2 separate regions of the Homo sapiens genome follow, and region 1 is linked to region 2. The links are chromatin loops, found by intact Hi-C in ENCODE. Cell type or tissue: gastrocnemius medialis. All regions are shown on one strand. Each heading gives the region's core, and the rest is flanking DNA. Links, peaks and the distances in the headings are about the cores only. Region 1 overlaps CASZ1 (castor zinc finger 1). Region 2 has its middle 61 kb from the start of CASZ1.

Region 1 (15,161 bases), core at 3,093-11,092, 110 kb after region 2:
TGAGGGAGGAGGCTGGGCAGGGCAGAAAGTGATGAGAAGAGCCTCTTGAAAAGAATCTGCTGTCCTGAGACGGACAGGGACCTCCACTCCCCCTCACTGCCTCTTCTGTCCTGCTCACCCCGTAGGAACTGTACCCCCCTGCCGGGGGCTACCTGCTGAGTCATCAGGACGGGGCTGCCAGAGTTAGCAAATAAAAATACAGGATACCTAGTACATTTAAATTTCACACAAATAGCACGGACTTTTTAGTATAAGTATATTCCATGCAATGTTTGGGACATACTTATATGAAAATAGTATTCATTGTTTTTTGTTTTGTTTTGTTTTGTTTTTTGAGATGGAGTTTTGGTCTTGCTGCCCAGGCTGGAGTGCAATGGCACAATCTCGGCTTGCTGCAACCTCCGCCTCTCAGGTTCAAGTGAGTCTCTTTCCTCAGCCTCCCCAGTAGCTGGGATTACAGGTACCCGCCACCACACCCAGCTAATTTTTTGTATTTTTGGTAGAGTCGGGGTTTCACCATGTTGGCCAGGCTGGTCTCGAACTCCTGACCTCAGGTGATCCACCCACCTTGGCCTCCCAAAGTGCTGGAATTACAGGCGTGAGCCACGGCACCTGGCCGTATTCATTGTTTATTAGAAATTCACATTTCACTGGGCATACTGTATTTTCTCTGGCAGCCCTAAGCAGGGAGGGCTGGCAACTAGGGGGGCTCCCTCTCCAGGGCAGCTGGGACCTCCTTCTGGAAGAGCCAGCACTCCCTGGGGAGCTGCCTGGGGACTTTGCAAGCAAGGCAGGGCTGGGGTCACGATGACCTCCACTCCCACAGTACAGGGAGAGGAGGATGGAGGCAAACGCCGGCCACTTGCTGGAGTCTCCCAACCTGTATTTGGGCCCAGGTGGCCCTTGGGTGAATCGAGTCTAAGTCCCCACAGGGACATCTGTGGCCACCAGGCTGGGGAGCAATTCCCCAGGACCGCCTTCCCTGGTGAGGCTGCTATCTAGGAATAGTCTAGGGGCCTCTCCAGAGGAGGCCACCTGAAGTTTCTGGGGTAATTTGGAAAGATGACCATCCGCTAAGGGCATCTGTTCTGAGCCCAGGGAGAGGTGGGCAGGGATGGCCCACTGTGTAGGAGGGGCTGGACCAGGCCAGGCACAAGGTCAGGGACGACAGCCTGCTATGCAGGGCCACCTCTGTGTTCCAGGACCTTTGGGCACTGAGCAAGAATCCCCGTCTGCTGCCCTCTCCATGCCCACCCCAACTGGGCAGCCCGTGCTAGCTCCTTGGGGAGGGTGTGCCCTGCAGGGTGCTGGCCTGCCTGGGCTGTCACTGCGGGCAGGGAGGGGAGGGCCAGTCTGGAGTGGAAAGCTTGATGGGGTCCTTACTGCTCCCTCTGGTGACCCCTCACATCCTAGATCCGTTCCTGTGGACAGAGAGCTTAGGGCTGCCAGCTGGTGGAGGTCCAGCCTCCTGCAGCCAAGGAGCTTGATGCCAGGCGGGCAGTGCCCCAAGGTGGGAGCTCTTTGCTCTGGCTCTGTTCTCTAGGAGTTAACAGCATCCTGTGCCCTGGGAGGCCTCCTCTGCCCTGGCCCCCTGGGCTGCCCTCCTCCCAGCCTTTCCCGGCACAGCCAGCCAGGGCATCTTGTGGTGTGAGCAGAAGGGGGCCGGGGGTGCCGCACGAGTGGGAACCTCTTCCGCTTCCCGAGCTCTCAGCCTCTTCCCCAGCCTGCCCGGTGGTTTGGCCCCGTTTCTCGAGCCAGCTCCTGCCCGTGTTGCCTCTGACCAACATCATTAGCGTGGGTATTTATATTTCATTAACAACATTAAGCCCAAATGGCATTAAAAGCAAAGCTGGTGATAAATAGCTTATTAATAAACAGGGAGTGCTCCGTGCTGCCTGGCCTCTCCCAGCCCTGGTGTTAACCCTTGCTGCCCTAAATAAATATGCCTCACCCTAAAGATCATCCCCCTGAAGATGGGGCCAGAAGTCGGCTTCTGGCCCCTGTCGGCTTCTCTGCCCTCTGTCGGCTACTCTGAGGTCAGTGTGTCTTGGATTCTAGGCCAGGCAGGTCTGGGTCACTTGAGCTCACAAAACCTGGCCAGACCCCCTCAGGGCCTCTAATCAGATCCTTGTCACCCTGTCCTCACTGGTTTTGATTCTGGGGATTAATAATTTAGGAAATGTGGCTTTTCTAGGTTGTAAGCTCAGATCTTTCCTATTCCCTTTTAGCCGCATCTGAAACAAGGTTTACAGACTCAAAGAGTCACAATAATAATAATAATAATTAATAATAATAATAGCAATGACAGTTACAATCGCAGCCAGCATGCACAGGGTGCTCACCATGTGCTCACTGGTGTCTTGGCGATCACTCCACACGCAGCAGCTCTCAAATCCTCCAGTGACCCCAGGAGCGTCCAGCTCAGCCTCCTTTTATTTTTTATTTTATTTATATTTATATATATATATTTTTTGAGACAGAGTCTTGCTCTGTCACCCAGGCTGGAGTGCAGTGGCACCATCTTGGCTCACTGCAACCTCTGCCTTCCGGGTTCAAGCTATTCTCCTGCTTCAGCCTCCTGAGTAGCTGAGATTACAGGTCGCGCCACCATGCCTAGCTAATTTTTGTATTTTTAGTAGAGATGGGGTTTCACCATGTTGGCCAGGCTGGTCTCTAACTCCTGACCTCATGTGATCCACCTGCGTCAGCCTCCCAAAGTGCTAGGATTACAGGTGTGAGCCACCTCGCCCAGCCTCAGCCTCCTTCTATAAGTGCGCAAACTGATGCCCAGAGAAGTGAAGCAGGGCTGGGCACAGTGGCTCACGCCTGTAATCCCAGCGTTTTGGAAGGCTGAGGCGAGAATCGCTTGACGCCAGGGGTTCAAGACTCCCATCTCTTAAAAAAAAAATTAAAAAATAAAAATTAGCCAGGTGTGGTGGCGCACGCACCTGTAGTCCTACCTATTTGGGAGGGGAGGCTGAGGTGGGAGAATCACTGGAGCCCAGGAGGTTGAGGCTATAGTGAGCTGTGATCGCACCACTGCACCCCAGCCTTGGCAGCAGGGCAAGACCCCGTCTCTTAAAAAGTAGAAGAAGAAAAGAAAAGAAAATCGAAGCAAAGCAGCGTCACTAGCCAGGCCTCATGTCACACAACCCCCGGGCTGCTGTCATTGTGCAGTCGGCCCTGAAACAGAACTCATTGCAGAAGAGCCCATCCCTGGCTCCTGGGCCACACGTGTGCCAGGGTTTCTCAGAGCCATGGCTCTGGCCTGACTCTCCCTGCCCCCGGGCCCCTGCCAGTTCGTCATGCAATGCCCCTGTCTAGGCAAGCTGCCTGCACACAGGCCGGCTGTCCAGAGGGCACAGTTATATACCTTGCAAGCCACCACTCCACCTAGGACCCAGAGGTGCCAACAGAGAGCCAGCAGGGGTGTCTGTGATGCTCCGGAGACCCGTGTGAGCCTGTGCTTCCAATTGGAGCAACTTCTACTCGGTGCCCTTCTGGGGAGCAGGGAGCAGCCAGGCCTTGGTTGTTGGGGGTTATAAGTCAGTATTAATATTTGTTAGATGTAAGGTCATCTTTTAACACTTCTAAGAAATAGGGGCACGCTCAGCCCTGGGTCCTCTCGCAACCCCAGCTCCCCAGCCGAATTGGCTGAAAGTAAGAAGAGAAACTGGAACCTTGTCTAGATTAAGAGGCCCCACTTAGAACCTCCTGCTACAAGAGTCTCCGTATTCGCCTGGTCCATTCGGGGCTGTCTGGGCCACACCTGGCTGAAGGGGGAAATGGGGCTGTCTTGAAGTTTGCAGCATAAAAGGAAAGATAGGCCGGGCGTGGTGGCTCACACCTGTAATCCCAGCACTTTGGGAGGCCGAGGTGGGTGGATCACAAGATCAGGAGATCGAGACCATCCTGGCCAACATGGTGAAACCCCATCTCTACTAAAAACACAAAAAATTAGCTGTGCATGGTGGCACACGCCTGTAGTCCTAGCTACTCAGGAGGCTGAGGCAGGAGAATTGCTTGAACCAGGGAAGTGGAGGCTGCAGTGAGCTGAGGTTGCACCACTGCACTCCAGCCTGGGCGACAGAGTGAGACTCTGTCTCAAAAAAAAAAAATAGGGGGGAAAGATGGAGGGAGGGTGGAATGTGAAGCCGCCATGTGGTTGCAAGATGGGGACAGGGTGGAGGGCATGTCGTGGAGACCATCTGGCTGTGTCTATGAGCACTCAGGGAAGACGGAGAGCTCATTAATTAGCAGGGCTCCTGCTGTCTGTGCAGGGCCCCGGACTGCTTCTCCCAACCCATTCCCAAGCTGGGAAGGAAGCTGGGACGCAGCAGCCGCAGGGCTCCTCATCAAAGAGGAATCCCACGTCTCATCCTGATGCCTGCAACCTGACCCCCAAAGACAGAAGCGAGTTGGGGGACCTGGCAGGGAGGCCTCACCAGACTGACGTGGCGATGTTAGGGCTGCCTCAGGAGGTCTGATTCGCATCTGCTGCTTCTGCCGAGAAGACCTCCATGCTTGCTCTGGCCACGTGGGCCTTGGCCATCATGGCAGGGCATGGTGGGTGGCTGGGAATTGGAGACACTGTGGAGTTTATGACTGTCACCTACATTACAGTTCAGGTGACTCTACAGGCATAAAACCAGTGGTCAGAGACCCCAGACGAGGAGCAAGCAGTGGTGAAGGGGCAACCAGGCCTGCCCCTGCCTGGAACTAGTGGTCAGGTCGGGGAGCTGACTGCGAGAAAGAGGTACCATGGAGAGAGATGGGCTCTGGAACCAGGCTGACCTGAGTTGCAGTTCAGACCCACTGTTTTATAGACATGGCCGTCACTCTGCAAGCTTAGCCTCATTGTACTCCTCTGTAAAATGGGCACAATAGCATCGTCTTTGCAGGGATGCGTTCTCTAAAATGCCTGTGACCGGACCTGGGACCTGGTAGGTACTGAGTGAGGGGTCACTGCTGCCTCTGTCACTGTTAGGCCCACTCCTAATTTGTCGTCGCTAACGTCTGTTTGAGAAACGGGAAAGGAAATGGGTGAAGAACACGGTATATACACAGGGCTCGGCCTGCCGCCCCTGCCCAGGATAGGTGAAGAACATGGTATACACACAGGGCTCGGCCTGCCACCCCTGCCCAGGAGTAGCTGCTGCAGCAGTAAGGACAGGCCGGGCCTGGCAATCACCTTCTCCTCTGCCAGGCTTAGAAGGGGAGTTGGATGCAGGGAGCCTTTGAAAGGCGAGCACATGGCCGGGCGCAGTGGCTCACACCTGTAATCCCAGCACTTTGGGAGGCCGAGGCGGGCGGATCACGAGGTCAGGAGATCAAGACCATCCTGGCTAACACGGTGAAACCCCGTCTCCACTAAAAAATACAAAAAACTTAGCCGGGCGTGGTGGCGGGTGCCTCTAGTCCCAGCTACTTAGGAGGCTGAGGCAGGAGAATGGCGTGAACCCAGGAGGCGGAGCTTGCAGTGAGCTGAGATCACACCACTGCACTCCAGCCTGGGCGGCAGAGCGAGACTCCATCTCAAAAAAAAAAAAAAAAAGTCAGGCAGGTGAGCACAGTGTACTGTGTACCCTCTCCCAGTGATTGCTCATTCTGGAGGGGGAGCTAGGTGTGGTGAGACACCCCTAATTCCAGGCAGCTGCAGTGACCCACAAGAGAGCAGAGTGGGGGTCTTCAGTGTGGTCGACCCTGCAGCCTTTGATGTCAGCCTTTGATGTCACAAGGCAGGTTCTTTCCCGTTTCTTGCACATGGGCTGGGCTTTGATTAGGGACCCTGAGCCCACCTCACCTTCTCCCCACTCTGCAAAGCCCGGGACAGGGACTGCAGCTTCTGCTCACTCACTGGAGGTGTGCTGAGATGTGTTCTACTCCAGGGTTCTTCCCTGACATCTGGGTGGAACGCCTTTCATCTGCCGCTGGGACCTGGCCACTGTTAGACCCTCAATGGCAGCCATTGCTTCCGCCACGGTTTGGCAGGTGCTAGACTTAGCACTTGGTAAGAATCCCTGCCCATGGGATTTGGTTTGTCTGCTGGGTTGCATCTACGAAAGATGAGCGTATTCAGAACCCTGCCTCTCTCTGCAGACCCCACCTTCCCAAGGACGGCTTCCCCTTTGCTTCCCAGCCCCACCCTTAGTCTCAGGTGGCCTATGTCTCCAAGGGCCAGAGGCTCAGAGGGTATGGGGGTAGCTGGTGGAGTAGCTGGAGCCTCCTGGGGCAAAGGGTCTGTGTGTGCTTACCTTGCGTTAGGGGAATGGCACTGCCAACTGGGTGGCCATCACATGCCATTTGTCACTCCATGGACTTCTGGGCGTCCACTCCTGGTTAGCGGGGGCTATGAGGGGAGAAGCCATGGGGTCATCCATCTTGCCCACATGATCTCAGAGCTACCCAACCCCACATGGGCCCTAGAGAAGGGGCAGGGAGTGGGAGCCTGGAAAACGGCTCCTGGGAGTGGGGAAGGTGACATGTGCATCCTTTGCTCCATGGCCCAGGAGCCAGGGCTTTTGGCTTGATGGGCAGACTTTCCAGTGGGTCAAAGGCCACTCCAGATCTGAGCTTTTTCTTTTCCCTGCTCTCTCACCTCCAGGGGTGGTAGAAAAAGCTCACCCTCCGCTCTGTCCCTCTGCCCTGTGGTGGCCCCAACATGAGGCCAGACATGGGCTGGGGTCTAGGACGGCTCTAGGAGAAGGTCCCGGGTCCAGGCTGGCCCTTGGTTGGGGTGCAAGGTGCTGTCTTGGTTCTGCACCTGCCTCCAGCAGTAGGCATTGCCAGCCTTTTTAGCAGACAACCCTGATGCCAGACCCAGGCAAGGGGGCCCTCATCTGAAGCCATGGGGCTGGGAAGGCAGAAGGGATCCCGCGCAGACTCCTTCCTCTGGGAGCTTCTCCTACTTTCATTTTCTTTTTGCCACTATTTTTTCCTGGGGTCTAATTAAAGACTTGGAGCCGTTTACAGCCTGTGGTTGGCTTTTTATTTGGATCTTTGGCAATTACCTCCTGCCCTAAAATAAGTTTCGATGGAACAGGGGTAGGATTTTTCTTTTTGGCCGAGTTCTCAGCTTTAATTTTGCCGTGCATGCGTGTGTGTGCGCGCACGTGTGAGTGATGGAGTGTAATGAGGCCCTTCCCTCCCCGCTCTTCCAAATCCTGCCTCCTTGTCACTCTCTTCATCTCAAGTGTCCTGTGGCCAAGGCAGAGGCCTGGACAGCGGGAACAGTATGTCCTCAGCTTCGCCCTGCCTCGAGGCCACTCTATGATGACGACAGGCAGGTCATCTGTTGACTCTGTCCCAGTTTCTTCACCTGTGAATGGGGCCAGTGGGCCGGGCACGCCACAGGCTTCCCTCTGCACTGCTTAGTGGCAGACCTCTCACCCAGCAGAGTAAGGCGATCCCCCAGGGCGGGAGGAAGCCAGCACCACGGCCACCAGGCCTCCTTTTCCCCTCTTGATCCACACCTTGTGTTTGAATAGGAGCTCATGATCATGTGCCCAAGGCTCTTCCCCGTTTTTGTCCCTCTCAATTCTCCCAGCTTCTGTGTGAGCAGGTGTGATCACTCCATCTTCTAGACCCGTAGGGCCATAGGTGCCCTATGGCCAGAGATAATGAGTGGCTTTTCTGATATCTCTTGGCTTAGAGGGGACAGAGCATTGGGATTCAAACCCAGGTCGTCTGATCTTCCAAAATCCACACCCAGGACTGGCGACATCATTTGTGGGGCCCAGTGCACAATGAAAATGCAGGGCCTCTTGCTCTAAATTGATTCAGAATTTCACAACACTGACAGCAGGACGTTCAACCCAGCAGGTGCCCTTTGAGTATGAGACCCTGTGTGGCTGCATGGGTTGCACACCCAGGAAGCCGGCCCTGCCCACACCCCCTTGAGTCCCCTTTTGCTGTTTGCCTCTATTTCAATCCACTTGGCGAAGGGCAAGGAAGGTCAAGAAGCTGTCTGTGTTCGTGTCCCTGGTACTGTGGCTTACTCTCGCAGTTGGGGAACACACTGGATTCTTCCAATTCTTGGCCTGTCCCATCTGACCTCTGTCTTATAGGCATGATGCAGGCTGCCTGGGGTTCCCTGAGTCTCTTAGGGGACTTCAGACCTAATTAAGGCCACCCGAGACTTCATGTGAGTCAGAGGTGAGGAAATCAAAATAAAAGGACAAAGAAAATTTGGTAAGAACTCTGTTTCCTTGGGGCAGAGGGTGAAGCTTTTGGGGATCGGTCCTCCCAGTCCCACTTAGGAGCCCTGTGGGATCTTCTTTGTCAAGCAAAGCAAATGGTGACCTGCCAAAAATATCCAGGTCATACTGGGCTTTGATTGCTCTGCTGGGGCTAGAAGGTCAGGTGGCCTATTCCGTAGGCTCATCTGGAAACTTCCTCGCCGGTTGCTGGGGACTTGGAGTGGCCGTGGAGTCTTAGGGGGTATTGGGTGGATTGACGGAGCACATGGCAGACATGCGTCTGCGTGTACCGTGTACCGGGGTGCCTGTGTGCTCTGGTGAGGTCACGGCTCTCCTGCGTGCCAGGCAGCTCTTTAAATAAGAGCTGTCAGGATGAATGGCTCTCGCTGGCTACCCAGACATACAGTCCTTGCCCGCCCATCTGGGACTGTGTTCCCCTGTCGCCCAGGACATGCCTGCTCGTGGTGCCCAGGACATGCCTGCTCGTGGTGCCCAGGACATGCCTGCTCGTGGTGCCCAGGACATGCCTGCTCGTGGTGCCCAGGACATGCCTGCTCGTGGTGCCCAGGACATGCCTGCTCGTGGTGCCCAGGACATGCCTGCTCGTGGTGCCCAGGACATGCCTGCTCGTGGTGCCCAGGACATGCCTGCTCGTGGTGCCCAGGACATGCCTGCTCGTGGTGCCCAGGACATGCCTGCTCGTGGTGCCCAGGACATGCCTGCTCGTGGTGCCCAGGACATGCCTGCTCGTGGTGCCCAGGACATGCCTGCTCGTGGTGCCCAGGACATGCCTGCTCGTGGTGCCCAGGACATGCCTGCTCGTGGTGCCGTGTCTCTCTTCTGCTAATGCCCCCCACCCCACCCCCAAGAAGTCTCGGTACCAAAGTTCCCGCCCCAGGACCCCACCCTTGGCTCTCTTTACCATGCCACCTGCTTCCTAGAAACTGAATTCTGGACTTTGGGCAAGTTTCAGGATTAAATGTGTCCTAAAAGCCACAGCAGCTGTTTTTACGGGTGGGGAGGGAGCAACTTTATCTAAAATCAGGGGGCAGGGTCGGGGTGGGAGTACCCTAGGCGTAAGGGCTGAAGCAGTTTGAGTCTAAGGGGGAGAGAGTGCCCGAGTTTCCAAGGACTGATTAGGTGGTATGCCAAGTGTATTAAATTTTGCAGACATTTTAACAGCAATATGCTAGATAGTTGGGTGTCCCCTGAGGCGGCTGGATTTTTTATATCCTTCACAGAAGGTCAGAACCCTCTTCTGCCTGCCTCCCCCCGCCGCCCCATGCTCCCCGCTCCTCTCTCTCTCTCCCTCCCTCCCTCCCTTTCCTCAACAATTTCCCTCGCTTCTTGCTCTCTGCTCATCGGGTACCTAAAAGACATCTCCCATCCCGCCTGCCCTCCCGTCACGGGATCGGGGTTCTCCAAGGCTGGAGAGGGGCACAAACAGGGCACTGGATTTCTATTTTTTCTCCCTTTCCCTCTTCTCCTCCCCCCGCACCCCGCCCCCCCATTTTGGAGACTGTCATAAGACCTACTCCCTCCCTCCTTATTTTTATAGAAAAAAAAAAAGGCAGGAAAAGAATCCATCTGGCATATGAATAATTGAAATGGCTCAACTCTGTTCCTGTTGCCGCTGTTTGTTCTCAGCTCCCCCGGCCCCCAGCCCATCCCCCTGAGTACAGGTCTCTACGTGGAGGATGCCGGGGTACACTTAGAAGGTTCTCGGTGGAGGCCCAGGGCTCTCCCAGGGCTCTCCTTCATTCTGAGCCCTTTCTCCCCATGAACCGATGGGTCTGAGTGGGGGTACTTGGAGATGTAGTCTCCTTCTCCGACCGTGGGGACAGCCAGCCTCAGGCTAGAGTCTCCCCAAATATCACTCACCCTTGAATGTCTCCCTTGGCCTCTTGGGCCTCAAGGGACAGCTAACTGGACCCTGATTTCGCCCAGAATCCCCTGGGATTCTCCGGTTTATGCCCCAGACTCCTCCTGTCCCCCAGCCTCTGCCCCTCTGTCCTGAGGGCTCTAGTGCCCTGCCTGAGCTTCAGGGACCATAGGGACTCCTATTTGGGGAAAACTGGCTTTGGGAATACTCCCCGAGCTCTCTTTCAGTACTGCTTTCAGGGGGCTGCTCCACCCCCAGGAACTGGCCCAGGCTTCTTGCTCAGAGGCTTTTTTTTCTTCTTTTTTGTGAGATGGAGTCTTGCTCTGTTGCCCAGGTTGGAGTGCAGTGGCGTGATCTCGGCTCACTGCAACCTCTGCCTCCCGGGTTCAAGCAATTCTCCCATCTCAGCCTCCCGAGTAACTGGGATTACAGGCGTGTGCCACCATGCCTGGCTAATTTTTTGTATTTTTAGTAGAGACAGGGTTCCACCATGTTGCCCGGGCTGGTCTTGAACTCCTGACCTCAAGTGATCCGCCTGCCTCAGCCTTCCAAAGTGATGAGATTACAGGCATGAGCCACCACACCCGGCCAGAGGCTTCTAACTCCTCACCAACCCATTCCCCTTCCTCTCCTTCCTTTCAATGCGCTCAGATAAGGGCTTGACCCTGACTGGAGGATTTCAAGTTCTTCACTTCTAGATTCAGCCTTTTTATGGGGAGCCATGAAAGACAGGGATCTTAAACTTTGTTTTCTGCGACAAGTTGAGAGAAAGCACATGGGCAGGAGGTGAGGCCAGGCCAGGGACTGGGGAGAGAATGGACTCAGGCCTGGCTGGAATCTCTGCCTGTTCACTTTACACAGCCTGGACCAGCTACACACCAAGCCCCGCGTCCGAGCCGAGAATTCACTGTCTCTTTAAAACCATTTAGAGGAAAAACAAAATAACTTTAGTGCATTAATTCTAGATGAAGATGGGTCTCCAGATGACAGCCTGATCCACATTATTCCCTGCAAGACAACTTCCCCTCTCCTCCGCCCCCTCCCGCCTTCCTGCCCCTCTGCCCAGCTCTTTGTCCTCCTCCGTGGTTCTTGCTTTCTGAAAAGCGGACACCGGGGTGGCATGAAGCCTAATCGTGTGCTTGATGTTTGAGAAGTCAATGCTTCTGTCTGTTTGGGACATCACGTTCATGTCATGGGTGAGGTATTGACTTGCAGCCGTGGACCCTGTGGTTGCAAAGTGCTGGGAGCCAGTGTGTCTCGGAACCACCGAGCAGCCGTGGTGGGGTTGCGGCTGGGGGCACGTGAGAAGCGGTGAGGGGTCCGTGTCTCGGCGCTTGCTGGGTTAGGCACATTAGGTCTCAGAATAGCACCAAAATGTTCTAGATCTCTCCTGGCTTTGGGGGAAAAAACACACAGATACGCACAAACTGCCCAGTAAGCAAAAAATAATTCAGATGAGATTCGAATCAGGTTTGTTAATATATAACTATATATATATATAAATATGTATAAAAGTCGTTTGTAAAGACTCCTACACATGTTATAAAAGCTGCAAAATGTCTGGCATTCCAGGGCCTAGTAGGAATAATTAGATATTTATATCCAATAAAACTGGTTTGATGGGGAAATTGTTTCCCTCCTTGTGGATTCTCAGTTGAGGGTGAGTTTCGGTGGTTGGGTTTGTTTTTCTCCCGGATAATAAAACCAGGGGTTTGGCACCAACAAATGTATTTCCCGTAAATATCTAAATCTCTTTTTTCCACCGTGAGCTCTGCTAGACCAGCCTCATCACGCCAGCCCTGCCCATGCTCATCTTTACTGGAGAGCTGTGTGCGCTGAGCACCCTCAGCCTGGGCCAGTGCTGGAGCTTGTGTGCACCTGTGTCTGCTCCCTGTGCCCTGCCGCCCCCACCCCCAGGACAACTGCTGGTGGCTCTTTTCCAGGCTTTGCTTTGCTGTTTTCCTCTTTGAACAAGTCCCTGCCCTCATGTCGTTTAAAGCCCAATATAGAGCCAGGCGCAGTGGCTCACGCCTGTAATCCCAACACTTTGGGAAGCTGAGGTGGGTGGATCGCCTGAGGTCAGGAGTTGGAGACCAGCCTGACCAACATGGTGAAACCCCGTCTCTGCTAAAAATACAAAAATTATTGGAGGTACATGCCTCTAATCCCAGCTTGGGAGGCTGAGGCAGGAGAATCACTTGAACCCAGGAAACGGAGGTTGCAATGAGCTGAGATTGTGCCATTGCTCTCCAGCCTAGGCAACAGAGTAAGACTGTCAAAAAAAAAATCTAAGTGTTTTTTAGACTTTTTTTTCTTTTTTTTTTTTTTTTTGTCCAGACAGGGTCTCACCCTGTCGCCCAGGCTGGTGTGCAGTGAAGCGATCATAGCTCACTGCAGCCTCCACCTCCTGGGCTCAAGTAATCCTCCCACTTTAGCCTCCCAAGGAGCCAGAACTACAGGTGTGCGCCACCGCAACCAGCTAATTTTAAAAAAAAATTTTTTTTGTGGAGACACAGGGTCTCACTGTATTGCCCAGGCTGGTCTTGAACTCCTGGCCTCAAGCAATCCACCCGCCTTGGCATCCCAAAGTGCGGGGATTACAGGCATGAGCGATTGTGCCCTGAAATTTTTCTGATTTTACTAAGCACTTCCTACCCGCAATTTGCAGTTTCTCTTCCTCCACCTCCTGCTTCTAGACCCTTCTCTCCCACCTCTTCTGAGCTCTGCTTGGCCTCCCAGCCTGTTGCCTTCAGGGCCTCCACCATGGTGTGGCTGCCCTGGGGAGACACTGCCTCAAAGCCCTGGCTTGGGGGGACCCTCAGCCCTATCTTCATTTCTCTCCCATCTGTTACACAGGCATAAGCCAGAAGGAGCCATAGATCCCCAGGACCTCACTCTCCCATTATACAGATGTGGAGCTGAAGCCCGGGCTGGGGCGCATGGATTAGTGGGAGGGGCTGTGCTGGCTTCAGGTTCCTCACTGGAACGGGGCAGAGCTGGGGCCTGAAGTGCTGCCCTTGACTTCCAGCAGGTTCTGGGAATGGGGAAGATACACAGGCCTTGCCTCGACACTGAGCCACTGTGAGACATTGGGCAAGTGGCCTTGCCTCTCTGAGCCTCACTCTTCCAATTTGTGACATAGAATCGGTAACTCGTATCCTATGGGGTTGCAGAGAGGAGTGAGTGAACTAAAACCTAACAGGCGCCTGGGCTGGTGCTGGCCAGGGGGGCAGCTTTCCTATGGGGTGGTGGTAATTGGCATTCATCCTAGCTGCAAATGAGGACACGCTGTGACACCGGGCCACTGGAATGAGACCTTGTCCATGGGCTCCACCTGTGTGGTGGGTTGGCTGTGGTCCCTTTCTCCCTGAACGACTGAGTTTCGCCCTTTCAGGAGGGACTCGTCTGGGATCCCAGCACCTTGCGGCTTCCCAGGTCTCAGCCTCAACTCATTTCAGCGGGGAAGGAAGAGCCAGGACCAGTGGGGGAGGTGGCAAAAGGCATGTGCTAGAGAGGTCAAGGTTTAATCGGGAACCAGAACCCCAAAGAGAGGGCCCAGAGAAACAGGAGGGAGGAGCTGCAGGGCCTTTGACACAGAGCCACCCTGGCCGGGACATTTGGGCCAAACTATAGCTTGGACTCTTGAGGAGCTGGTGGCCCTGTTGTTTTGATCAACGACAAGAAGGCCCCTGAAGGCTCTTTGGGGAGTGGAAGTAGCCAGCAAGGCTGGGAGAACGGGGAGTGGGCCCGGGGGGCGGAGGGCTCAGGGAAAGGTCTGGAAGCCTGAGTGGGCGCAGCTGAGCTTAATTACAGAGCAGCGAGGGGAGTGAGAGCAGACCGCCCTTGTGTGGGCCACACACATGCTGTGCCCCATGCCCTTCCCTGCGCATGTGGTCCTCCTCCTCCTCACCGTGGCCACCCTGGGCCCGGGCCCCTGGGAGGGTTTCCCTCGCGGTGACACTCACAGAGTGGCACATGTGAGCTTCACCTGCACCCCTACCCAGAGAGACAGCAGGGGTGACCCCCAGGCGCACACACCCCCCTCGTGAATGCACCCGTCCCGCAGCTGCAGGTTGCACCGCACGCTGTACGCCCGGGGACTGGCCGCCGGCCTGAAAAGAGCAGCCACCCTCCACAAGATGCCTGGGTGACTTGTTTCTCGTTATTGTTGTTGCTTTTTTTCCTTCTTCCCCCGGACCCCCAGCAAAATTTTAAAAAAGAACTCAATAAGAAGCAGAGCCCAAGCTTCCTATGACTGGTTCTCAGAGAAGCCAGTCAAATCTCCCCTTGTTGAGAACATTTTGACAGCATAAAATTGCTGCCGGAATGTGACTTTAGCGAAAAGTGAAAAAAAAAAAAAAAAAAAAAAAAAACCTTCCTTCATGCATATGGAGTTTTTTGGAAAAAAAAAATGGTATTTTAATGCTTTCTATTAAATTGGGACTAAAAGTGGTGTCTTAATTTGCATGCATTAGCATATTTGCATATAGATCACTGAAATGGTGGAAGAGAGAAGAGCCTTTAAATGAAAATTCTTTTAAAGGCACAGGCCTGCCTCCCTCTCCTCCCCCTCTCCCTGTGGGGTTTACGCTTGATCTTTTCCTCTCACCTTCAGCCCCACCTTTGTGTCCTCCCTGCAAAGGGCCAGTTGGGTCGAGGCCCTGCCTCTCTGAAGCTGGTTTGGATGGGGTCGAAGGGCTGGAGAAAGCCCTGGCCCAGGTCGCCCCATGGCCCTGCAGCCTCCTTGTGCGGGCAGGATCCCACCTGGCCTATCCTGGCAGTGGCTCTGGAGGAGGAGCCTGTGTCCACAGCCAGCAGGCAGGTGGCCTCTCTGCCAGCCATTGTCCTCCCCCTTCCCCGGCCTGCTGTGGGCACCCGTCCTGCCAGCCACTGGCCTGGGCCTTTGGCCACCTGGCACCAAAAGGAGGGGGTGGGTGGGGTGCTCTGCGTCCTTCCGGGTTTCCTGCCGCGTCAGCGTCCCGGGACTGAGACATTCTGGGCTCCCCATTCCCGCCTTCCTCACCTGGAAGGCCCAGGCGGCCCTGTTCCCTTGGGTCTCTGGTTCAAAGGCCACCTCTTTA
Region 2 (15,161 bases), core at 3,566-11,565:
GAGAGAGAGGGAGAGAGGGAGAGAGAGAAAAGGAAAGACAGAGAGAGCATTATTAAAATACGAAATGCAGATCAAGTCTAAAATCGATGGTCCATTTTCCCAGCACTTTCCAGGGGCTGTCTTTAGCTTTCTGGGTTTGTTTTTAAATTTATTGGTGTTTCAGGCAAATCTATTGGGCTCCCTCGGCCCCCTGGTCCTTCTCCCCTCCCTGCTCCCCTTGCAGGCTACAGGCCCCTTCCTTTTCTGTCTTTCTCTCTTTATTATCCTGAAATGTAAATTACGACATTAGCCCGGTCCTTATTTTTTTTTTAAACTCTCCGATGATTAAATCTGCTACACGACATCCTTGTCCTTTCGATAAATTAAATCATCTTGGCTTTGCACCTCCAGCTCAGAGAGGATGCCACATGGGTGTTGAGGCAGCGGGCAGCTCTGGCTGAGGGCTGGGGTCCTTGTCCCCTCCTGGAGCGGACACTGGGGGCCTTTGTGTAGGGCAGAGGGGACGCCTTCCTAGCTCCTTGTGTTTCTGTAAATAAGAAATGGGGACTGGAGGGAGGAGGTGATGGCAATCATACATTCCACTTTATTTCAGTCTCTTCCAAACTGATTACTCTATGAAGTGGAAAATCCAGGCAGATTAATGGTTTAATTCTCTTTTCTCTTTTCTTTTGCTTTCCCCCCACTCTGCCTCCTATTTTGTTTTTTTCTCTCTCTCTCTTCTTTTTGCATCTTTTTTTCCCTTCTTGGAGCTGTATTCAAGAAAAGACTCAGGAGCTTAGGGGAGATGCACACAGAGGTGAACGTGGTTCTCAGAGGAAGGACAGCAGGTCCAGCTAGGAGATGTTCCCAGCCCCACCCCAGCTCTGTCTGGAAGCTCTGCAAGGGTTAACAATGCCCGCTCCAGCCCTTAACTTTTTCTCTTTGGTGATTTTCTGTTTTCTCTCTCCTCGAGTTCTGGGCGAGAGTTTGAACTGGAGCAAGTGTTTATCGTCAGGTGCACAAAGGTACACACACACACACACACACACACACAACTGCAGATCCCACACGCGCACACGCAAACACGCACACAAATACAGCAATATAGACACTCTGAGAAGATCTCCATAAAGCGAGCTGCCCTCCTGATTTCTCTCCGCTGCTGATCTGGCCAAAAGAACGACAGGAAACTTAAAAGAGAAAAGGAGGAGGGATCGATTATTCGACCTGTACTTGAACCCGACTGAAAGAGATAAAGCGGAATTTTCAATAGGTCCCCTGCCCTTTTCACCAGGAGGGAAAGAGGAGAAGAAAAACAAGAGATATTTATATGACAGCAGCTGCTGAAAATAGCATTTCAGTGCCATAAAAAAAGGCAAAAAGAAATTCAATGGTAGAAAAGGCAAGAAACTCCTCGTCTGCTCCCCAAAAGGCAAAGCAGGCAGTGAGTGTCCCTGGCTGGAAATGCATGCATGCGTTCTATAGATCTGTTTGAAATTATACTTGTCATTGAGGGGGAATTTATGCTTCTATTGATCTGCAAAAGGAAAATATTAAATGGTTTGGTTTTGATCTTTCGGTGACCCCAAGGTCAAGGGTAGTAGCAGATTAGTATTCATAGAATTCATCACGGAATTGCAGCCTGCATCCACTTTATGCAAACATGCTCAAAACACGTCTGGTGAAGCAGGCAGCAAATGGCCAATGACAGGGAAAAAGCCAACAGCACCCCCTCCCACCCCGAGGGGCTCTCCCTCTTTCAACCCCTCCGGGAGAAAAGGAAACAGCAGAGGGCTGTTGTTGGATGGATGATGGCAGACACCCCCCCGACTCTCGTGGGCCTGCACAAAAGGTGGGGTGCCCAGGTCGGGGCAAGTACACCAGGAGTTCAGAAGAACATCCTTGATGGTGTGAGCAGAAAGATCCAGGGATCAGGCTGGGGACCCGGGTGGACAGTGAGGGGCTCGTGTACCTGCAGCAAGACATCACTGGGGGAGCAATGAGGAGACAGGCGCACACACACACACACACACACACACACGTGCACACATTCAGCCAGTGGAAGCCTGGGTCTTTCCTGAAGGGGGGAACGTGGAGCACTCTCCCAGGGTGACATTGTTTCTCGTTCCACGCTAAGGAGCATCTTTCGTGTGAGGCGCCCAGGTGCCCAGCCGGGAAGGAGACAGGCCAGACGCGGCGCACATGCCTCCCAGAGCCCCCAAGTTCTTCCTGCTCTCCCTCCCTCAGTGGCCACGGGGCCCGAGTTCAAATGTGTGTGCAAAAAGGACACACGAGGAGCCCCCGAGACAGGCTGCAAACCCCCTCCTGCCTCGGTTCAGCATACAAGTGCCCTCTTAGCAGATTCTGTCCCCAATGTGGGAACATTTGGTCAGTAACAGAGTCACTTGCCAACGCACTAAAAATAACCCACCAAGCATATCCCTGCAATGGCAGGAATTCTGGCTGGCCCTTGTTCTGCCCGCTGATCAGGGGGCCAGTGGGGGCACAGATCCCCACTCCCACTGGGGGCTGGGGAGGGGGGAGAGGGGGCAGACTTGGGGGATGAGGGTCTCCTTCTCGGGTGACTGGTCCTCTGTGCTTAACCTGCATTATTCTTGCATTTAACACTCACAACATCCCTACTAGGCAGGGGTCGTTAACGTCCCATTGTATAGATGAGAACACCGAGGCTCAGAGAGGTGAGGTCACCAGCTTTAGGTCTCAGCTCTGTCCTGACACTCACGTCTGCTCTCTAAACTGCTGTGCTTCCTGACACTTGCCCTTCACAATTTAGGTGAATTCCAGGAAGGGTCCACATTTCAGCTGCGGACGGAAGGGAGTTTGGGATAAGGATAGGGGCTTGGAGGCCTTGGGGGGCTGGGGGCTGTGGGGAGGGAGAGCTAGAGTGGCCCCAGCTCTGCCTCCTCAGCCCTGCTAAGGAGGACAGTGTTCTGCCTATTAATCATGTTTCATTTATATTAGCTTGACTCGATCTACTGTATATTTGAAATGGATTTAATTTTAGATCACGCACTATGGAAGGGGGCCAGTTTGGTGTAAGGAGCATTATGAATATTTTCCATAAGCTGGATATACATTATCCAGGGACAGATATATGAGCAGCAGCACAGGGCTCCTGGCTGGGGGAAGGGAGCTGCTCTCTCCTCCCTTCCCCCGACTCCCCTGAATCCCAGGGTCACAGGGCTTTGGAGGGACCCATCTTGACACCCTGCCCCTGTGGGTGTGGTGGGCTGTCAGCCCCATCTTTCCCCTGCCTGTGACCTCATCCCCATTGACCTCAAAGCCGCCGCTTCTCCCAGCTCCTTGCCGACTGGCAGGCCTGAGAGATGTGTGCAAGGTGGGAGGGGCCCAGGACCGCACCAGATCCCAGGGCCAGGGGACACTGGCCTGACCTGCTCTGATTCCCCAGAGCTGTGGGAGGCACAGGGCATAGCCTGAGATACAGACCAGGGGGTGGGACTTGGAGGAGAAAGGCATCAGAACACCCACCTTCAACCCTAAGCTCTGATGGAGGAGGAAGCCAGGTTCTCGCTGGCAAGCTGATGGGTGGCACCTTCCAGCTCAGCCAAGCAGCAGTGGACAGGCTACACCTTCCCGAGAGCCCCCAGGCCTGGGCTGGGATGCCCCTTTCCTGGGGGCTGGCCGTGGGCCTGAGTCCTGAGGTCTTGTCCCTGACAGAGGGCATTAAAGCTAGAAGGCCCCTCTTGAGACAGCCTGTGACTCCAGACTCAAGCTGGGGAAACTGAGGCCCAGAGAGGATAAGGGTCTTGCTTAGGGTCGCAGAGTGAGCAGGGAAGGTGCACATAGGCACTTACTTGCCTAATGTTTTCGTGCTGTAACGTGCTTCCCTTGTTGGTTCTCCTCTGAGCCTCACACTGGCCCTGCCCCCTGAGGAAACTGACACTCATGGTGGTCGAAGGAGAAGCCCGTGGACGCACACTCACACTCACACTGGGGAACAGCAGAACTGAGTGTCAGAGGCCTGCTCCGCAGCTCTGTGTGAGCCACGTGTGGCATCGGACTTTACGGACAGAGGAAACCATAGCTTAGGAAGGTGATGACATTCATATCCACACCTAAACCTTTTCTCTTCCTGCACCTCAAATCTGTGCCCCCATTCCATTTCCTTATCTAGATAAGTGGCTCCACCATCTCCCAAGCTGCACATGACCCAAATCCGGCTTTCATCCCTGCCGCCACCTCTTCTCCCCCGCCACCATCACCACGACTGATCAGTCTTCCCGTAACTGACCCTCTCTGGTCTGCCTGCTTTTCTCCTTCACCCCCATCTCCTTTACCCAGGCTGCCACTGTCTCTCCCAGCCCACCGCATGGGCCTCCTGGAGTGTCCACAGAGTCTCTGCCAACTCCAGTCTGTTCCCTGCACCGTGGCCAGAGGACCTTGTTTAAACACAGCACAGTCACATTGCACACTCCTCCTCTTGGCATTCCTAGGACCAAATCCTGAATCCGGACGCTGGACAAGAAGGCTCGCCAGAGAGTGACTCCTGCCCAGTTCCCCAGAGTCACACCCTCCTCCCGCCTCTCCACCTCCAGGGTCAGCTTCCATGCCTTTCCAGCTCTTTACCTGCCGTGCGCCGTGACCCTCCACTCCAGGACCTCGGCACACACTGGTCTCTCGACCTGGACCTCTGCCCCCTTGCTCTGTACCTGGGGGTTGAAGGGTTTACTCCTCTGCAACCTGCAAGCTCTGTTTTGACTATTCCAGGGAGGCTCTCTGATCACACCTACCCTTCCCCACCCAAGTCTAGCTCAAGACCTACTTCTGCCTTTTGCAAACCCTGCAGCCGTAAGGGGATAGCTGGGGATGAACTCTCCACACCCAGCCGCTTTGGAAAAGCGCTGGGCCTGGAGCGGACAGGTATCAGCTGCTATTCCGTCCTCCCCACTACGGGCACATCCATCAGCTCCTCCGTCGGCGCAGAGTATAATACACCCGTCACCCACCCCAGCCTGGGCTGGCAGCCTTTCAGAAGTGGCATGCAACGTTTCTCTTATTCATTCTTAATTTAAGGTTTTGTGAGTTGTAATAACCCCCCTTCCCCCCAAATCACTGGGGATGGGGACCTCCGTGTCAGCCCCGGGCCAGGAGAGCTGAAGGGTAATTGCATTGCACATATGCTAATGGTTGTCTGGAGAAGACAATGGCAACAGGGGGCCTGGGATGGGGCCTATCTCAGTACCTAGAGTACCTGAGGGTGGGGGAGTGTGGGCTGGGTTTGGGGGACTGGTGTTGCAAGCCAGATGGGGGCATTGAGGGCTTGTGTGCTCCGCAGTCCGTAGTAGAGAAGATGAGAGAGGCTGGGAGTCCCAGTCTAGGGGGCTTTACTGGAGACAGATGCCCTGGAAAGGGCCTGAAAAACCCCTTTCTTCCTCCAACTCCTCCTGTCCCACCCCAGAGTGCAGGCTGCTCCCCTCTTTTCTGGGACCAGAGATGGCTCTCAAAGAGAAGGAGAACTGGGGCACATGGATGTTGCACTGGGCACTCAAATCCTGGTCCTGCCTCCTACAACCTGTGTAGCATCAAACAAGCTACTGAACCTCTCTGAGCCTCAGTTTCCTCATCTTTAAAAGTTTTTGTTTTTTTTTTGACAAGGTCTTGCTCTGTTGCCCGGGCTGGAGTGCAGTGGCGTGATCTCCACTCACTGCAACCTCCCCGTCCTGGGCTCAAGCAATCGTCCCACCTCAGCCTCCAAGTAGCTAAGAGCACAGAGGAGCACCATCATGTCTTTTTTTTTTTTTTTGAAATTTTTGTAGAGACAGGGTTTCACCATGTTGCCCATGCTAGTCTCGAACTCCTGGACTCAAGCGATTCACCCACCTCAGTCTCTCAAAGTGCTGGGATCACAGGCATGAGCCACTGTGCCTGGCCAAAAGTCTTTTTTCTTTTTTTTTTTTTTTTTTGAGACAAAGTCTTGCTCTGTCACCCAGGCTGGAGTGCAATGGTACGATCTTGGCCCACTGCAACCTCCACCTCACGGGTTCAAGCAGTTCTCCTGCCTCAGCCTCCCAAGTAGCTGGGATTACAGGCGCCCGACACCACTCCCAGTTAGCTTTTGTATTTTTAGTGGAGATGGGGTTTCACCGTGTTGGTCAGGCTGGTCTCGAACTCCTGACCTCAGGTGATCCAACCACCTCAACCTCCCAAAGTGCTGGGATTACAGGCGTGAACCACCATGCCTGGGCAAAAGTCTTTTTTTACTCGTACCTGCCTCTAGGTTGTTCTACGCTTTAAAAGAGATAAAACACAGAAGCAAGTTGCAGAGCACTTAGCATAGATAGGTCTTCAACGAGTTAAGTGATGGCTGAAGTTTTTATGACTATTGAACTAAGGTGGGTCTGCCCACAATCTGTGATGAGCTGGGGTGTGGGACTCCTGACTTCCTACCTGGAAGGGAGGTGCTTCCAAGATGGAGAGAGGGTCTTGAGGCACCAATGTTCCTTCCTCGGAGGTCTTCTGCCACCTCCCATCAGAGGAGGCTCCTTCTCCCTTTCCCTCTCCCTTCGCCCTGCAACATGCTCCTGCTTCCTTCACTAATTCCAGCTTGTGATGAGATATTTGTTTTCTTGCTTATTGTCTGCCCCCTCTCCAGACTGTGGGTTTATCATAGTGCCTGGAAAAGGCCTGGCACATAGTAGGTGCTCAATACATATTTTCCCACTGAAGGAGTGATTGATTGACATCCATGCAGAAAAGTGGGGGGTGAGGGCATGTGGATCAGAATTCAGGCAGGGGTGGTCTCCTGGACCCATGTTCCCTCTGTCTTGGACCTCAGGAATGACACCTGTCACTCACCTGCCCTGCCCTCCCTAGGGCCCCATGCCCGTTGTGTCACTGGCATGGACCTTTCCTACCTCCCTGTGGATTCAGGGCTGATGGGGAGCCAGGACGCCCTCTGGGCATGGGTGTGGAAAGGACGGTGCTTTCCAGGCCGCTGTCCCCAGTGTCCCCTCCCAGGCACTTCCCTCTTGGTCTCCACCAGGCCACGCAAGGCACCTGAGGCCCACCACCGCCTGGCAGCTAAAGGGTCCCTGGGGCAGCTTGGCTGTTCCTTCTAAGGGTCTTATCAGGGTTACTTCCCTTCCCCTTGACCAGGGAGCCAGAACCCAGCGTTTTAAGCAGGTTTTGAGAGGGTCGCGTCCTCCTGGAGAGTGAATGATAGTGGCCAAGGAAGTGGCCGATGAAGAAACTTTGGTGATGCCTCCTCCTGCGGCCCTGGTCCCACTGCTGTGGCCCACTGGGAACCAGGTCACCCAGATCTCAAATGCGTGGCCTCACTGGCCCCAGTGCCAAGGAGAGCCAAGAGGTTGGCAGCCGGCTCTGGCTCATGCCAGAAAGTCTCTGAGCCGGTCCAGCCTGTGTCCCCGGGTGTGGGTCCTTCATGGCCCCAGGGAGCTGCCCGCTCCACCCACCAGGCCCACAGTGAGGGCCAGGCTGAAGCCAGTAGCTCCTCTCAGAAATTCTGAGCAGTGTGGCTGAGGGAGAAAATAGATCCGATGACGCTGATGCCAGAGGATGGGACTTCCAGTTACGGAGGCCATGTGCTGGGGGTGGGGGCGGGGGGGATGTCTGTGACAGAGACAGAGCCGGAGAGAGAGGAAGAGAGTCAGGGAGGCGAGAGACAGAAAGAGGTAGACACCAAGGCAGGAAGCAGATGGAGAGAAAGAGAGAGAGACAAAAAGAGGTAGCAATTTATCTAACAAAAGATGGAGAGACAGAGACAGAGAGCAAGAGAAAGGAGAGAACGGGAGGGAGAGAGAGATGATGAGAGAGTCTCTCAGAGACAGAGACACACAGAGGGATACTGAAGCCAAGAAGTGGGGTGCCTGGCCAGGGGCCTCTGCAGAACGCAGAGGGGGGGACCAGAACGCAGGAGGTGGAGGCAGGTGGAGCCCGGCGTGTCCGTGCGTGTCGGCTCTGGGACCGTCGGTGCACAAGACACACTGCTAGGCTCAGGGTCATTCGGTGAATTCGATGGAAAATTGGAAAGTTGGGGGCAGGCGCTTTCCATGAGGAACACGAGTGGTCTCCTCATGTGACTACGCTCGTGTGTCTGTGATCACGGGTGTGGCGTGTGGAAGAGGGCAGGGCCCAGTTTCCCCCTCAGCTGTCAGGACTCTGCGTGCAGACAGCCCCGGCTAGTGGGCTGCAGGGCCGGGGTGGTGTCTGGTGGGGGGCGGCCAGACACACGCCCTCAGCAGGGGAGGCCAGGGAGCTGTCAGCAGCCCAGGGCCAGGCAGGCAGCGAAAGTGAGCCATGGCAGGGCCACTTCTCCTTGCCGCTGTTCACTTGACACTCTCTAACCCAGAAGCCACCTGTTCAGCCATCAGTCACCCAAGGAAAATACAGCTTTCCTGAAACTGGGAATCGGACAGAGAGTCCCAGGAGGGGGTGAGCAGGGGGAAATGCCCTCTCTCTGACACTTCCACGGGGCTCTGGGCCCACTCCCAGGCAGGCTGGAGGCCCAAGTCTGGCCTTCAAGAGCCATAAAAAAGTACACTCCCAATTAGGCACCATCCTGGTACATTTGGGGGGATTTGGGTGGCAGTGAGGGCCCCTGCAGAAATGCCCACCTTGGGGGTGGTGAAGAACCAGCTCTTGCTGGGGTGGCACAGCGAGGACTGTGCCTTGGAGGAGCTGCTGTGTGAACCACATGCCCCTGGGTGAGGACGGGGCAAGGGCTGGCGTGGGGTGGGGGTGGCACTTGAGCTGGGCCGGTGTTTTGGGGGCAGGCAGGGTGGCTGGGGCCTGGGAGGGCCCTGGCTTGGAGGCAGGTCTGGGGCTCTGCCCAGCAGCAGCGCCCTGGCCAACGGAGGCCTGGCTGTGCCCCGCCATGCCCCGCCTCAGATGGCTTGTTAATTTCATCGTTTAGCCCGTTTATGGTGTTCCCAGTTGCTGTTGCTTCTATAAACAAGCATTTTGGTGACCTTCCCCTCCGGACATCAGCTCCGCAAGAATCCCGAGCCCTGAACATTTATAAATAAGCCTTCTCTCAAGTTCCACAACAGGTGTGACCTCCCCCCCGCCCCCCTCCCCTGTCCTGTCCGAAAACTGAACAGTTTCAACAAGCAAAGGGAAGCCGCCCAGGCTGTCTTAAAGGGGTCGAGTGGAGGCCACTGTGCACTAGGCAGGGAGGGGCCTGACCCGCTTCCCCCTCCCTCGCCCAGGCTGGGGGTCCCAGGGGAGAGTGCCAGCCTGGTGGGCAGTTGACCCCTGACCCCACTTCCCCCTAACACCCCACCCCAGAGGCTGTGGACTGAGAGGACTCCTTGGCTGACAGAGTGTATCTGAGTCAGACCTCCCCTCCCAAGGGAAGCCTTATCAAGCCCCCAACCCCATTCCCCTCCACAGTTAGCTTCCCACTTCTCGCCGTCCTTGGCTCCACCCTGGTGAGTATAGAGACTTTCTGTCTCTTCTTCTCTGCCAAAAGCTCTCTGATTCATGATTTGCAACATTTCATACACATTTATTTAACAAGCATTCATTTGTTCAACAAATATTTTTTGAGCTCCTCCTCTGAGCCAGGCACTGTGCCAGGGATAGAAAGCTGAAGGAAACCCAGCCCTGCCCGCAAGGAGCTCACCCTCTAGTGGGGCAGACAGACAAGTGACAAGACAAGTGAACCGCAGGTGCCTTGGCTCCTGAGAAAGGGCTTTCAACCCAGACTTGGAGTCGAAACCCTTCCTGGGAGGGCTGACTCTTGAGTCCACCATGGAGGTTATGAGGGGAAGCACATTCCAGGCCAAGGAAACTGACAGGGCAGGGCACAGAGGCAAACACGGCCCATGGGGAATTGCAGTCATCTGGGCCAGAGCTCAGGGGTCTCAGCAGGAGTGGTAGGGAAGGAAAGACTTTAGGATCCCATCATCCCCGTGCCTATCGCCAGCAGCAGTGCTGGCCTTCGATTCAGAAACCCCAGAGAGCAGGGATCTTCCACATGACAACTGGTCCCCAGGGGAAAATAAACCTATAAGGTCCTTTCGTACTGGTCATGTAGGAGGACAAGATGGTGTTGTTGAAGGATGATGAAGGTGGTGATGGTGATGACTGAGAAAGATGAGGAGGGAGAATAGGAGGGTGATGACGATGATGGTGGATGATGATGGAATTGAAGATGGTAGTTGTCTCGGGTGAGCAGTGACTATCTGAGACCGGCATCACGAGGGCAGTAAGAAGACTTTACCAAGACAACTGTAGGTAAAGAAAGGCAGACATATTAGAGAAAGTATGAAAAGACGCTGCAAGAGTGCAATGGGCAGACCAGGAAGAGAGGATGATATGGTTAGGCTTTGTGTCCCCACCCAAATCTCATTTTGAATTGTAATCCCCAGGTGTTGAGGGAGATACCTGGTGGGAGGTGACTGGATCATGGGGCGGTTTCCCCCATGCTATTCTCATCATAGTGAGTGAGTTCTCCAAGATCTTGTGATTTTAGAAGTATTTGGAAGTTCCTCCTTCATTCACTTGGCTCTCTCCTGCTGCCTTGTGAAGAAGGTGCCTGCTTCCCCTTCTACCATGATTGTAAGTTTCCTAGGCCTCCTCAGCCATGTGGAACTGTGAGTCAATTACATCTCTTTCTCTTTCTTTTTTTTTCTTTTTGAGACAGAGTCTCGCTCTGTCACCCAGGCTGGAGTGCAGTGGTGCAATCTCAGCTCACTGCAACCTCCACCTCCCGGGTTCAAGTGATTCTCCTGCCTCAGCCTCTTGAGTAGCTGGGACTACAGGCACGTGTCACCACGCCTGGCTAATTTTCTATATTTTTAGTAGAGACGGGGTTTCACCGTGTTAGCCAGGATGATGTCGATCTCCTGACCTCATGATCCACCCGCCTCGGCCTCCCAAAGTGCTGGGTTTACAGGCATGAGCCACTGCGCCTGGCACACCTCTTTCCTTTATAAATTACCCAGTCTTGGGTATTTCTTTATAGCAGTTTGAGAACAGACTAATACAGAGGAGTTGACTGCAAGGAGACAAAGGCTTGCTGGGGATTTTACAGGATGGTGCTTGTACTGTGTGCTGAAGAGGGCTTTGTGCAGTACCGATAATGCCAAGGTTGCTGTGAGCTAACTTGCAGGTGTCTGGTGAGAAGTTGGGCTCAGGAGGGCTACATGTCCTGGACCATGAAGAAAGGCAGACTTAGAGCTTATCTGCTTTTTCTTTCTGCTTTCCCCTGCTCCTGCCAGCCTGACTCCTTTTCCCTAATTAGGACTCAACAGTGGTAGCAGATGGTGATGTGGATGTTGATCAGGATAGTAGTAGTGGTGATTTTGGTGGTGACGGTGGTAGTCATTGTAGTGGTTGTGATGTGATATGCTGATAGTGGTAGTGGTTATGATGACGGTGGCAATGGTGGTAATGATGGTGATAACAATAGTGGTAGTGATAGATGGTGATGATTATGGTGGTAATGATGGCAGTGATAATGATGGTGACAGTCATCCTGGTGATGGTAGTGATGGTGGTGGTGATGATGGTGGTGATAGTGGTAGTGATGATGGTGTTGATGAGGGTGGTGATGGTGGTGGTGATGGTGATGATCATAGTGGGGGTGCTGGTGCCTGTGCTGAGGCTAGTGATTGTGGGGATGGTAATGATGGTGATCAGGGCCATGGTGATGATGGTGGTGGTGGTGACAGTGGTGATGATAGTGATGATTGTCATAGTAATGATGATAGTGATGGCAATGGTAGTAGTGATGGTAATGATGGCAGTAGTGATGGTAGCAATGGTTGTGGTGGTGGTGACGGTGGTGATGATAGTGATGGTTGTCATAGTAATGGTGATGGTGATGGCAGTGGTAGTAGTGATGGTAATGATGGCAGTAGTGATGGTAGCAATGGTTGTGGTGGTGGTAATCATGGTGGTGATTGTGATGTTGGTGATCATGGTGGTGGTTGCAATGCTGCTCATGGTGGTGCCTGTGGTGTGGAGTGAGGCTATCGATGGTGGTGATGGTGCTGATGGTCGTGATGGTCATCATGGTGGTGATCATGATGTTGTTGTTTGGTGGTGACAGGTGTGATGGTGTTGGTGGTACTGATGGTAGTGATGGTGGTGATCATGGTGGTAGTTGTGATGGTGGTAGTGGTAGCGCCTGTTGTGTGGAATAAGGCTATCGATGGTGATGATGATAGTGGTGGTCATCAGGGTGGTGATCATGGTCTGGTGATGATGGTGATGGTGATGGCGGTAGTAATGGTGGCAGTGGTAGAGATCATGGTCATGGTGATGACGGTGCTCATGGTGGTAGTGCTAGTACCAGTGGAGGAGGCTAGTGAGGGTGGTATTGGTAGTGGTGGTGCTCATGGTGCTCTTGGTGAGCAAGGTGGTGATGGTGATCCTGATGATGTTTGTCATGGTGACAGGTGAGTGCAACTAAAAGGAGTATTTCCCCCAGTGTAGTTCAAGGCAGGAAGGTGGGAGATACTAATCCTGATCATAAGGGAACGTCAAGATCTCAATTCAACTCTGAATGCCCAGGGTGACAATCTAGGTGAGAAGGGAAATAGGGAAGAAGCAAAAAGGCCTTGATCCTGAAGGATCAAGTGCTGGATAAAGTAGGGACCAGTTAGGTCATGGGGCTCAGATCCAAGTCTGTCCACGTGTCTTGGGTGAGTCGTCTTTTGCCTAGTAGCTGGCATGGGCGTCAGGGTAGGCCTCATGACCTAGAGGCTTCCCACAGGGCCTGGACTCTCCAGGTGGACGTCAGCCACAGCAGGATGGGTCCTGGGGTTGGTCTTTGGGTCTGAGAGAGGGAAATGGAGCCCAAGGACCCCACCCATCTTAATAAGGACCTGAAGAATAATTCCTCCCGTGCATTCTGTGATTCAGTTTCAAAATAACTTTCCCCTCCTCTCTTAAAACACAGCAAGCCTTTGACAGGAGGTCTGTTATTCACTCTACCAATGACAAACTGACTTCATCTGGGATCCCCTTTCTCCTTTTCTTACGTTTAGTTACTCTGTTTGTCCTTCCGGCCAGCTCAGTGGCTTTCTCCCAGAAGCTTCCCTGAACAGCCTCAGATGAGGTTACCCCACCTCCTCTGGGAGCCCTGGCATCTGCGATGGCCACGCTGTGTTGCAGGAATCTGTCATCTGCCTCACTCCACAGCTAGACCGTGCCTGTAAAGGGGGCTGGCGAGGGTGTGATGGTTGGAGTCCAAGCCCGAAGCTGGAGTTCTGCTTTGCCGCAAGCCCTGTGCTCACTTCAGCCAGGGACCTGCCTCTTACCTCTAGCCTCAGGTGCCTGGCACAGACCTGGCTCAGGGGGTGCTCTGAAATTGCCACATTTGTAGATTATTGAGGTCTCACTAGCTGACTCACAGCCCCTCTGTCGACCCTGGGCCACCCAGAGTCGGTGCCCCCGCTCAACTCGCGAGTGGGCACAGGCTGGACCTCAGGAGAGGAGATAATATGAGCAGGCCAGGCTCAGCTGCCAGTTTAGGGCCGGCTAGGGGAGGGCTTGGGGCTGGGGATGTAACAGCCCCGTGGCTCCTATGGGCTGAGCTCCTTTAACTGTTCTGACTGTCTGTCCCTAGAGACTGGCTAATGGCTGACGGGGCACCACGCATTTAACGGCATCAGACCCAAACCAGCCTTGCCTGCCCTTGGCTTGTTTCGCTCCTCACCCCAGGGGCTGGGGGCTCCCCTGAAATCTGCATGGAAGGGACAGCCAAGCTCTGGGGAACTTGGGCTGGGTTTTGGTCAACAGACCCAGGCAGCGGGTGAGGAAGGGCTCCTGGCTCCGTGGGTGGTGGGGGTCGGAGCAGCAAGGTCACTGGCCACAATCCCTTAGACCCTCGCCCCGCCTTTCGGGTCCTGGGTAATCAGATTAGCGTTCTCCCTGCTGGCCTACCTCTGGGGCTTGTCTGTGAGTGAGGACGATGGCAAAGCACTTTATACCCTTTGGAAGGAAGTCGGTGGTAACCCAAGCTTAGAGTATCAATACGATTGGTAACAACAATAAAATTGAGCCCTGACATTTGGCACTGTCCTGCCGAGTCACAAAGAACGAAGCTCTCTCACACGCATTGCTGGGCTGTGACGGGGCCTCGGAACAAGCCCAAGGGTAGAAGGGCAGTAATAACGGTAAGCCCAGGGGCCTGGTGCTGACCGTTATTACTCATGCCTGTAATCCCACCACATGGGAGGCCGAGGCAGACAGATCACTTGAGGTCAGGAGTTTGAGGCCAGCCTGGCCAACATGGTGAAACCCTGTCTGTACTAAAAATACAGAAATTAGCTGGGCATAGTGGTGCGCACCTGTAATCCCAGCTACTCAGAAGCAGAGGCAGGAGAATCACTTGAACCTGGAAGGTGGAGGTTGCAGTGAGCCAAGATTGTACCACTGCACTCCAGCCTGGGTGACAGATCAAGACTCTGTCTCAAAAAAGAAAAAAACCCAAACGAGTAAGTGCAGTTGTGTGTCTGCCTGTGCCCTGCTGTGTGCCTGGCACTGGCTAAGTGCTTTATCCTGGCAGAGCCCCGACATCCTCACCTTGGCAAGCCTGGTAGCTCTGAAGAGGTGTCCCCGCCACCTCCCAGCTTCAGCTCATCAGAACTAACTGCTGCACCCTCGTGCCCCCAGAGAGCCCACCGCAAGGAGGAGGGACCGTCTCCCCATTGTCCTGGCTTGGAAACTGAGGCTCAGAGAGGAGCTGTGTGCAGTAGGGAAGCCAGCCCAAAGTTGAGGCTCTGCTTCGCCTCAAACCCTCTGTGTGACCCTCAGCAAGCCCCTCCCCCATGTGGTCCTCAACTCTACCCCCATCTTCGTAATAGTGGGGAAGGGGGGGTTGCTGGACTGAACGATTGCCAAGCGGGCTTGGCTTCATCCATTCAACAGTATTCCCTGAGCACCTATAACCTGTACTGTTCCAGGGGCTGGAGGTGTGGGGACAAATGGGACCCACATTGGCACCGCCTTCCTTCGTGGAGTTATAGTCCTCGTGGAAGTTACAGACAGGAGACTAGGAGGAAGGGCAACCAGGCAGTGATAAGCCCCAGAGGGCAGTAAGACCAGGTGCTGTGACAGTGACCTGGGTTTCCATGGGGGATGGAGATGGGGAAGGTGACATTAGGCTGAATGACAAGAGAGAGGAGCGGCCCTGTCTGCGGGCAGCATCAGCCTCTGATTCTGACAAT

Evidence for each region. A loop is a pair of places that touch in the nucleus more often than their neighbours do. Peaks named below come from ENCODE experiments on the same cell type or tissue, not always from the same donor. Only the 100,000 strongest peaks of a DNase experiment are listed, where the experiment ranks them.
Region 1: it touches region 2 in a loop (6-fold over the local background); 4 of 110 quality-filtered maps call a loop at or near these places.

Annotation. Positions count from the first base shown.
Region 1 is chr1:10,738,211-10,753,371 of GRCh38, reverse strand. The region is part of intron 2 of CASZ1 (castor zinc finger 1); the gene reads left to right. Among named protein-coding and RNA genes, the nearest start is that of CASZ1, 51 kb to the left of the region's middle. RefSeq lists enhancers at 6,921-7,844, 7,943-9,142, 14,188-15,161. In gastrocnemius medialis, for the core only: no CTCF peak of the experiment used is centred there; DNase peaks (open chromatin) are centred at 3,249, 7,261 and 8,381; H3K4me3 peaks cover 466 bases; H3K27ac peaks cover 6,997 bases.
Region 2 is chr1:10,850,168-10,865,328 of GRCh38, reverse strand. No RefSeq gene overlaps it. Among named protein-coding and RNA genes, the nearest start is that of CASZ1, 61 kb to the right of the region's middle. RefSeq lists enhancers at 3,398-3,899, 4,279-4,779. In gastrocnemius medialis, for the core only: no CTCF peak of the experiment used is centred there; DNase peaks (open chromatin) are centred at 4,468, 7,508, 8,098 and 8,926; H3K4me3 peaks cover 1,027 bases; H3K27ac peaks cover 7,740 bases.